2 separate regions of the Homo sapiens genome follow, and region 1 is linked to region 2. The links are chromatin loops, found by intact Hi-C in ENCODE. Cell type or tissue: dorsolateral prefrontal cortex. All regions are shown on one strand. Each heading gives the region's core, and the rest is flanking DNA. Links, peaks and the distances in the headings are about the cores only.

Region 1 (5,396 bases), core at 102-5,101, 120 kb before region 2:
GATTGAAATAAACAAGAGCAGAATGATTTAAAATTTTATGTACAGTCCTAAGTTAGATGTACTTAAACATAAATGCTACACGGTAAAATCATATGAATACACATGGTGTATGTAAGCACCATATATAGCCTTTACTGATACGTGAAAGAGTAGAAAAAATTATATTCATCATGTTTCCTTCAGGAAAAAATCTCAGTACTTTTAGAAGATATTATTCCACTTGGCTTAGAAGGAAGAGTGGGAACCAAGGTGACATGCAAACTCCTATTTCCTGAGTTAGAGATGAAAGGCTGGAGCAGAGACAGTGAGCAAGTGGATGCCTTACTGTCCCTCAATGTAACCCCTCCCCATGATCTCTAATCTTCAGCCTAAATTCACAGAACATTTGGTGTGATGGATGCTTTATGAGAACATTGAAGGGGTTGGATTTTGGATTCGGTTGACAAGCAGGTGGTTCTGGAGTCATGAACAGATGCAAGAGCCAGAAGTTGAAGCAATCTTAAATTTGCTGAACTCACGGCAAAACTTTGAAATTGGAACTTCACGATAAGAATACTGATATCGTCCAGTGGTTTGGGAGGCCCTCAGGATATCTTAGCCATATATAAACATACAGGATTTTTTGGAATTTAAGACCCAGTTATAAAAAGCAAATTTATTTAATAACAGCTCTTAGAAAACAAACTCCATGGTAAATGTGTTCAACACACACACACGCACACACACACAAATCCTAACTCCAGAAATGTAACATTTTTACAAGTAAAAGTACTTCTACTCCTGGTCAAATATCTTCTGCTCCTGGTCAAATACCAAATTTTAAAACTGGACTAAATAATTCATTTATAATAGCAACAAAATTCATAAAGACCTACAAATAAACCTAACAGAAATATACCAAATATACCAAATATACATGAAGAAAACATGAAAACTTTTCTAAAGGACAAAGAAGGAAGGAAATCTGAATAAATGGGGACAATGGAACATGATGACAGAGACAATCAGCTACTGATTGAAGAAAAAAATATGAGGTTCTATCCCTCCGCTAGTAGAAGTCAAAGAGCGATTAAAAGTTAAATTGAATTATAATTTTTTTTTTTTTTTTTTTTGAGACAGAGTCTCGCTCAGTCACCCAGGCTGGAGTGCAGTGGTGCGATCTCGGCTTACTGCAGGCTCCACCTCCTGGGTTCACGCCTTTCTCCTGGCTCAGCCTCCCGAGTAGCTGGGACTACAGGTGCCCCCACTACGCCCGGCTAATTTTTTGTATTTTTACTAGAGATGGGGTTTCACCGTGTTAGCCAGGATGGTCTTGATCTCCTGACCTCGTGATCTGCCCGTCTTGGCCTCCCAAAGTGCTGTGATTACAAGCACAAGCCACCACGCCCAGCCTAAAAGTTAAACTGAATTATAATTTTAAAAAGACATTTTAAAAATCAACAAAATAATTAATAGACTGGCAGAAATATTACAATACACATAATAAAGGATTAACACTAAAATAAAATAGGGGGAATAAAACCACAAACACCACCAGAAAACCAGAAAGCACCCAATTCACAGAAGACAACTTAATGGCATAAACATGAAAAGAACCTTTGTTTCACATGAATAATCAGAGAAACAAATTCAAATTGTTTTCATATTGTCTATATAGTCTGTTTTCATATTGTCTATATCGACTCTGTCGATATTTAATATTTCATTAATATTTAATTCATTTTAAAGAATAGAACCTAGAATTTACCCTTTAGATATTATTTTTTTGTAATTTTCTTATAACTGTTTTTGTTTGTTTGCTGGAAGGATAAATGTCTTTTTTTAAATGGCCTCTGGGTTTACTGTTATTAGCAAGCTTTTCTCACTTCAAGATTATCTTTGAAATGGTCCATATTTTCTTTTCATAATTTTACAGCATCATTTCTTTAATGTTTTAATCTTTTATCCAATGAGAATTTATTCTGAAGGAAAGAGTAACAGTGACATCCATCTTTATTTTTAACCAAATGGTTAGCCAGTCTTGTCAACATTAGTTATTTAATATCTCATCATCTCAATTATTTGAAATGCCACCCTCACAGTCTGTTTCTGAATTCTATTCTGTTCCAATGATCTATCCATCTCTGTGCCAATACCAAAGAGTTTTATTTTACATTTTTATATTTGCAATGTTAGATTTTATTACTTTTCATTTTGGGGATTCTGTTACTCTTATACTTAGCATATTTTTAAGGACCCATCTTTTTTGGTAACTCATCAATGGCCATTTACTACCAGTACTACTACTTCTTAAGTAAGTTATGAATATTTGTGGATAAGGTACAGAATAAGCCTTCCATTTCACTCAATACAGGAATTTAGAAATTGCATCGTCTTGTACGTAGACCAGCACTGCATGCACATTTCTCCACTAGATGGCAGGACAGGAATGGAGCGACATCTGGGCTCAACCTGCTTACATGCCCAATCCCGGACTACTTCTATGGGTATAGGGGAAAAACTGACATCTTCAAATTGAAAAGAAAATGATCACAATAAGGGACCAAATACTGAACCAGAAATCAGCAACACTCATAGGCACTCCCCTCACTATATCAGAATGAATAATTCCATTCCTATGCAACTTAAGTAACAGATATCTATAAAGTAATTTTGTTTATAGCTATAAAGTAATTTTCTATGTCTTTTGAAAAGACAACCTTACAATAAAAATAATCATTTTATCTTCTTGTAGGATTAAGTCATCTGTTTGAAGTCTTTTATGGGAAAAGGTAGCATAATAAGGAAATATGGATAATATACATTCTATTTCCTATAATCAGATGCTATATGTTAAGTATTTGCATTTATTTTAATGATCGTGATCCGGATAGACACTGATTTGTTTCTAGTATTGCCAGATTTCTTATCCTAGAGTAATTATATACCAAATGCCTTGACTGGACCACAGGAAGAATGTAGTGAGGGGCTTGTTGTCCTCCCATGTCCCTCCATGTGGTACTGTCCAGCTTAAGCCGGTAAAGCAGCCTGGCTCTGTGAGGCTGGAGATGGGGCAGAACAGAAGCTAAGCAATGTACCAGAGTCAGACTCGGGGAGCAACTACTCCCAAAGTATAAAATTTTCATTATTTTCAGGTAATGTTTTGATATTAGGGATGTCAAACAATGGAAGATGGTGAAAAAATATTCAAAGAAGTGGAAAGCAAGATCTTGAAACTTTTAAAGAAGACACTCATTGGGTAATGCCTTCTTAAAAATATACTCATCCCCCTATCCGAAAATAAACAATTTTTTTTTATTCATTGTGGCCAATGTAAAACACATCCCAATGCAAGAAAATTGTAAGTAGCTTCTTAAAAAATGAGCTTCAGAAACAGTGCAAGTATAATTAAAAGTTGAACGGTGCAAGCCCACCTCCATCCTTGCTATCCTGGATTCTGAGGACATCAGAGTCTTTTAGACCTCTAGAGAGGATAACAGGTCTGAGGTGTGGGGACACACTAGGCTGTCATGTTTGCACTCCAGATCTCTCCTGATACCAGCCTGCAACCCAAACCCACTCTTTTCTCTCCTCCAAGAATGGGAGCCTTGAGAAGGGGCCAGCACAGTAGAGAAACCTATAACACTGCATCCTTTGTTGGCCCCATCCATTCTGAGGAAAAGAATGCCTGGACTGTGAGAGAATCCTACACAGAGATGATAATGGGAGATGAGGGGGGTGGGTGTTGGAGTTCCTTTTCTTATTCCCAACACCAACATCAATAGGCCTCTTTTCCCATTTAATATTTCTGATACAAAGAATGCTCTGCTTTGGTCAGGTGGGTTGCAAAGAATTTCATTCTGCAAAATTTAGTAGGTAAAATGATAGTGAACATTTTGATAGCAAATGCTCTTAAAAAAATCTTGGGATATCAAATGTGATCTCTGACTACTGCTAATATAGTTAACCAAGACTTATTAAACAACAACAACAAACAACACTGAAAATATAAAGGTCACCATTCAAAATAAAAATGCACCAATCATTGTTTTCACTGATTTGTTTGGCAAGAGGCTTGCTTCAAACCCCAATTCCACAATTTGCTGTATGATCTTAATGATGCCACCTATTCTCTCTGAGGCCCAGCTTCCTCATCTCTAAAAACACTTACGATACTTTACAAGCACACTGCAGAGATTAAATGAGATTAAATATATAAAAGTGCTTTGTCAACTAAAAATTATGCTGTTCTCTTCCCTGGCCATGATATCTGATAAGTAATACACAGATTATGGACTGAAATGATATCCACATTGAGAAAAGGAAAAAAAAAAAGGTCATTCTGCACCAAGATATTTTCTCTCAGTTGTATTTGTTCACTATGTTTTGGACTTTTCAGAATAAAGTTGTTTAAAATACATAAATGAAAAGTAGTACCAAAAATGTTCACATGCAGCATCAAATCTAGTTTTCAGTTTTTCAGAAAACTCAAATGATTTCCCAGATCATCTAGAAGGGTATAAACTACAATTACGCTACAGAAGCAATAGAGAGATCAATGTCAAGGCAATGGTTCTATTTTTAAAATCTCAAAAGATGCCTTCAACACAGTGAAAGTTCAGGAGAATGAAATAAGCACCCAGAAGGGTGTATTCATTTCCACTGAGATTCTGCAGTATCGGTTTTTCTTCATTGTGAGCTTGATTAATTTTGCCAGTACAGTTACAATTAAAATAAGTAAGCAAAATTTGAAACCCTGATTTGACTTTGAAAAGTTAAATTTTCAAGGTTCTTAAGACCTTCAAGGAACTGAACACAAGCAGCAGGGACATCCCGAGGATATGATGATGGCAAGGTACTGAGGAGATATGGAAAGTAACCACGAGATAGAAAAAAAGGACAAAAATAATAAACGGAGGTGAAACTCTCACCAGAAAAAAAAAATCACTACGGAAATGATATCTAAATCTTTCTTACGTTACAAAAGAAATTTGATTAATGGACTTGGAAACCCACCTAATTTCTGGGTCACTATTTGATAAATGATTATTTGATAGCCATGACCAGCTGCTATGTACCATATCTGACACTTGGGACATATCAAAGAATAAATAAACAAAATGTTCTGTCTTCAGAGAGTTTATATTTTTTAATGAGGCCGTACCTACAGTAAGTAGATATGGGGAAATGAAGAGCAGATAAAGTATTGAAACCTGGCCTCAGATTCATCAGGTACCAATATTTTATCTACTCTTCACTCCCCCAAATACAGCCTGCCTTGGGTGCCTGAAACTTCCCCCTCAGGTCACAGTTATTTACCAAGATCACAACAAAGTATCTCCTCTATTGTTCTCCCCTGTGAGACCTGTTCTTTCAACAGGGCACCTACCACACTTCTTGTAGCATGTGAGTTTATT
Region 2 (5,396 bases), core at 190-5,189:
TGCCCAATCTTCTAGCCGGCAGAATCGTGAGCCAAGTAAACTTTCTTTTTTCTTTCTTTCTTTTTTTTTTTTTGAAAATTAAACAGCCTTCGGTATACTTTTATAGCAACATTAAATAGACTAAAACATTTACCTTTGAGCTGTACAAAAAGAGGCAGTTGCCAGATTTGGCCCATGAGTTGTATTTTGCTAAGTTTTGTGTAAACTATTGAAAAGTTAAGATTATTAAAGACTAGAAGGAGATAAGGGAGTGAGCAGGCGGATATTTAGAAATAGATCATTCTAGGCAGAGGGAATAGTCATTGCGATGTTTCTGAGACAGGGGAATGCTTAGTGTGTTTCATGAATAAACAGTATACCAGTGTGATTGGGCAGGTTGAGTGAGAGAAGAAAAGAGGTGAGGGATGAGGAAGGAGGGGCAAGAAAAATGAGATTGTATAGTGGGCTAATTAAAGACTTAAACTTTTACTCTGAGTGAAAAGTTGAGCCACTAGAGGACTTTGAGCAAAGGAGTAATATGATTTATTTATAAATCACGGCAACTATCACTTCTTATATCTGGAAGAAAGAAACCCTAAAAAATTGTCTGTAGTCTCAGTGTGTTTAATAGGTTTAAACACAGACAACCAGCTCTAATTGGGGTTCTATGAGAGCAAGATTCTGAGAATGAACTCTGTCTTAGCCAGAAGCACTTCTGTGATCAGTTAGCAAACGTTGCTCAAGTGTTAGGGCTGTTGGTTGCCATGTGTTTATGGTCCTCATCTAGTCTAACCTTCACCTTTTCCAAATTTGAATACACTGATCTTCCAACAGTTTACATGACTTCTACAACATCATCACCTAATTAATGTCAGCATTTCTGATCCCTAGATAGTGATCTGGATTGTATCTTGGTCCTTCACCATTTCAGTTTTTACACTTAAGGCAGTAATCAATCCCTATGCTTCCTGGAAGCTGAAAAGACATTGAAATAAAAAACCGTTGTGGTGATATTAATTACTCATGCAAACTTTACTCCCTTAAATTTATATAAACTTCACGATTTGTAAATCACTTTTGTCTTTATCTTAGTTGAGCCCCAAAATTATCTTATAAATTCTTCATAGTCCCAGAAAATTATACTAGAGCCCTGAACATGCAAGAACAGGCCCTCCAGCTGCTCCTAACTGGAATTTCATTTGTCAGTGATTGCAGAGTTTTGCTTTTTTTTTTTTTTAACAATTACATTTATAAAATTTCGTTAAAATTATTACCACAGTTATTTCACAATTGTTACTAAAATACTTCTTAGTGCAAGTGGAACAAAAGGAAGGAAGGACCAAAGCCTTCAAAATGTTCAATGATAAGCTTAAAGCTGCCATTCTTTCTGTGCATTGTGGGGAAAAGGAGGAGGAGTTTGTGCTGAGTTCCTGTGATGACTAATGAAATTTTTATTCTTTTCAATAAGAGCTTTAACAATTAGGCTGTGTTATAATGAAATGCCCATTTGTCCAAAGTCTGATTCCTGGTCCATAAATACCTCTTTGTCAGAGGTACATCCCTAAAATATGCCTTTGTCTTGAGTGGAATGCAACCAGAGGCGTTTAGTGCAAGGAGTCTCAGTAAAGCAGCCTGAAATAAACAATGGGGCTTCAGAAAAGCTGAAATGAAAATGTATATGTATATGTTTTTCTGTACCATGTGCTATTCATTACCTGACTAAAAGATTATCTACAACAATAGGGAGTAAAATTTCACACTTAAATATGATCATAGAGGAATGTTTAAAGAATCCAAATTAATGAAAGACATTTTACATTCTCAGTAACAGTGTAAAGGACATCTGGAAACTACCTTTTTTGTTGTATATTTTTAAAGGATTTTAGTTCAAAACTAACTAATGATTTTAAATAGTTTGTACTTTCCTAGAAATACTTTTAAAAAACTTTTAAGTTCAGTGGTACATGTGCAAATTCATTATATAGGTAAACTTGTATGTGTCCATGTGTTCTCATCATTTAGCTCACCTTTCAAGTCCTAGAAATACTTTTACTTTTGTATTTTGACGAAATGTATTCAGTTTTTCCTCTCATGTTACTAATGCTGTTGAAACCAGTTGGGATCTATTTTAATTACATTTTTCTTGTTGCACCACTTCATCTCCTTTCATTAATATTTAATCTCTGAGGAAAACCAAAAAATGTTGGTTTTGTATTAAATATGAACTTAGTCAGAGTGGGCTCACATTTCCAACATGATGAGAAAGAATCAGGTACTTATAAAGAATCACCATATATCAAAGAACAGAAGCAACATGGTAAAAATCTTGTGGATTTACATCAACTATAAATTGACTCTGGTGTTTTCCATAGCCTGACGTGATTCCAAAATGCCAGAGAGTCTTAAAGGGGGACTTTTTTTCTTTTTAAAGAATGGCATTTAAATGAGTAAAGAAGTGTGAGACTGTGAGGTTCCTGGAGATGGAGGGAAGTGAGGCACAGGCAGAAGGGGAAACAGTGAACAGCAATGACAGTGAGAAAGTTCCACACTCTACTGACTTTATTCTCCACTATTGTATGATCAATCCATGGATCTATGGACACCTAATAAGTCTTTGGACCCCATTCTAGTTTTCTACTCATCTTACAAATGTTAGAGCATCTGATGGGATACTGGAACTGCTGGGCCAATTTTTTTTCTTCTCATGAACAATGCATCTATCTGCCCATGTTCTGTTTGTTTCTGGAATCCCACTTTTTCTGCTTAGCTAATTTCTAATCACTGGCACCCTATCACCCAAAACTCAATGAAAGTTGCCTGCTGTGGAAAACTCTGGCACCTACAGTCTGTATTAAATGTCCCCTTTTTGAACGCCTATAATACCTTAGGTACACTTATATTCTTACGTGATTGTACATACCTTTTTTCACTTTTATTGAAGTATAATTGACAAATAAGGATTGTATATATTCAAGGTGTATGATGTGAAGTTTTTATGTACATATACATGGTAAAATGATTACTACAGCTAAGCTAATTAACATAACATCATTTCACATAACTTCATACGCGTGTTTGTGTGTGTATGTGTGTGATGAGAATATTTAAGTTCTACTATAAGCAAACTTCACATATATAATACACTATTACCTATAGTCACCATGCTATAATCTAGGTCACCAGAACTTACTTATAGCTGTAAGTTTGCAATCTTTCACCAACATCTCCCCCATTTCCCTTGCCCCCCGGTAACCACTCTCTACTCTCCATTTCTATAAGTTTAACTATTTTAGATTCCACATACAAGTGAGACCATGGGGGATTTTTCTTCCTGTGTTTTGCTTACTTCACTTAGCATAATGTCCTCCAGGTTCATCCATGTTGTTGCAAATGTCAGATTTGCCTTCTTTTTTAAGGCAGAACAATTTTACATTGTATACATGTGTATTTTCTTTATCTATTCATCCACCGACAGTTAGGTTGTTTTCATATCTTGGCTATTGTAAATAAAGCTGCAATGAACATAAGAGTGCAGCTGTCACTTTGAGATAATGATTTTATTTTCTTTGAATATATGCCCAGAAGTAGCATTGCTGGATCATATGGTAGCCCTATTTTTAATTTTTTGAGGACCCTCCATATTGTTTTTTAGAAAGGCTGTGCCAATTTGCATTCCCACCAACAATGCACAAGTATTTCCTTTTCTCCACCTTCAGTAACACTTGTCTTTTGACTTTTTGGTAATAGCTATCCTAACAGGTGTGATGTGATATCTCATTGTAGTTTTGATATTTATTTCCCTGATGATTAGTGATGTTGAGTACCTATTCATGTACCTGTTGATCATTTGTATTTCTTCTTTGGAAAAACATCTATTCAACTTCTTTGCCCATTTTTAATTGAGTTGTTTGGCTTTTTCGTTATTAAGCTGCATGCGTTTCTTATGTTTTGGATGTTAACCCCTTATCAGATATATGGTCTGCAAATATTTTTCCCATTAGTAGGTTGGAATTTCATTTAGTTGATTGTTTCCTTCACTATGCTAAAACTTTTAAATTTGATACAAGTCCCACTTGTTTATTTTGCTTTGGTTGCCTGTACTTTGGGATGTCATATACAAAAGTAATTGCTAAAATCAATGTCATGGAGTTTTTCTCCTTTGTTTAAATCTAGTTTTACAGTTTAAGACATTAATTTTAAATGTTTAATGCATTTTAGTTTATTTTGTATGTGGTGTAAGAGAAGGACCCAGTTTTATTTTTTGCATGCAGATATCCAGTTTTCCCAACACCATTTATTGAAGAGGCTATCCTTTATTTTATTGTGTATTATTGGTGCCTTTCTTGAGGATTAGTTCAAGATTAGTATATATATATATATATATATATATATATATATATATATATATATACACACACACACACATATATATATAGTGTGTATATATATATATATATGTACATACATGACCATTGCCATATTATTTTGATTACTATGGCTTTGTAATGTAATTTGAAATCAGGATGTATAATATTGATGCCTCCAGCTTGGTTCTACTTGCTGAAGATTGCTTTAGCTGTTTAGGATCCTTTGTGCTGCATATGAATTTTTAAATTAAAAAAATTTCTGTAAAAATGCCATTTTAATTTTGATAGGGTTTGCATTGAATATATAGATCAATTTGGGTAGTATGGACATTTTGAGACTATTGATTCTTCCAATTCATCAACATGGAATATCTTTTTATTTATTCGTGTCATCTTAAATTTCTTTTATTAATGTTTCATAGCTCTTAATTACAGAAATATCAACGTTTTGTTAAATTTATTTCTGAGTCTTTTATTCTGTTTTATGCCATTGTAAAGGGAATTGTTTTCTAATTTATTCTTCAAAGCATTGTTGATAGTGTAGAAATGCAACTGATTTTTGTATATATCAATTTTGTATCCTGAAACGTCATTAATTTGATAGTTCTAACAGTTTTTCATAGACTTCTGAGGGTTTTCTATATATGTAATATAATGTCATCTGCAAACAGAGATTATTTACTTTCTTTCTTAATTACATGCGTTTCTTTTTTTTTTTTCTTGCCTAATTACTCTGACTAGGATATCCAGTTGAATAGAAGTGGTGAGAGTGAGATAGTGGGCATCCTTGACTTGTTTTGATCTTAGAAAAAAGTCTTCTAACCTTTCAACATGGAATATGAGGTTGGTTGTGATTTTTGACCTTTATGGCATTTAGCTACAAATCTTCTGTATCTAGTTTGCTGGGAGTTTTTTTCATGAAGGATTGTTGAATTTTGTCAAATGTTTTCTCTGCATCTATTAATATGATTTTTATCCTTCTTTCTTTTAATGTAGTGCATCACAAAAAAAGTGTATGATATTTTTGATTTGCATATGTTGAACCATCCT

The links. Peaks named below come from ENCODE experiments on the same cell type or tissue, not always from the same donor. Only the 100,000 strongest peaks of a DNase experiment are listed, where the experiment ranks them.
Region 1: it touches region 2 in a loop (2.3-fold over the local background); 3 of 110 quality-filtered maps call a loop at or near these places.

The regions. Positions count from the first base shown.
Region 1 is chr4:114,656,607-114,662,002 of GRCh38, reverse strand. All of the region lies in intron 2 of UGT8 (UDP glycosyltransferase 8), which reads right to left. It overlaps MIR577 (microRNA 577), which reads right to left and starts at 5,244; the gene lies at 5,149-5,244. In dorsolateral prefrontal cortex, for the core only: CTCF peaks have their summits at 2,205 and 2,406 (motif pointing right); DNase peaks (open chromatin) are centred at 2,432 and 3,030; H3K4me3 peaks cover 2,783 bases; H3K27ac peaks cover 5,000 bases.
Region 2 is chr4:114,532,016-114,537,411 of GRCh38, reverse strand. No RefSeq gene overlaps it. Among named protein-coding and RNA genes, the nearest start is that of UGT8, 64 kb to the left of the region's middle. In dorsolateral prefrontal cortex, for the core only: no CTCF peak of the experiment used is centred there; no DNase peak of the experiment used is centred there; H3K27ac peaks cover 2,809 bases.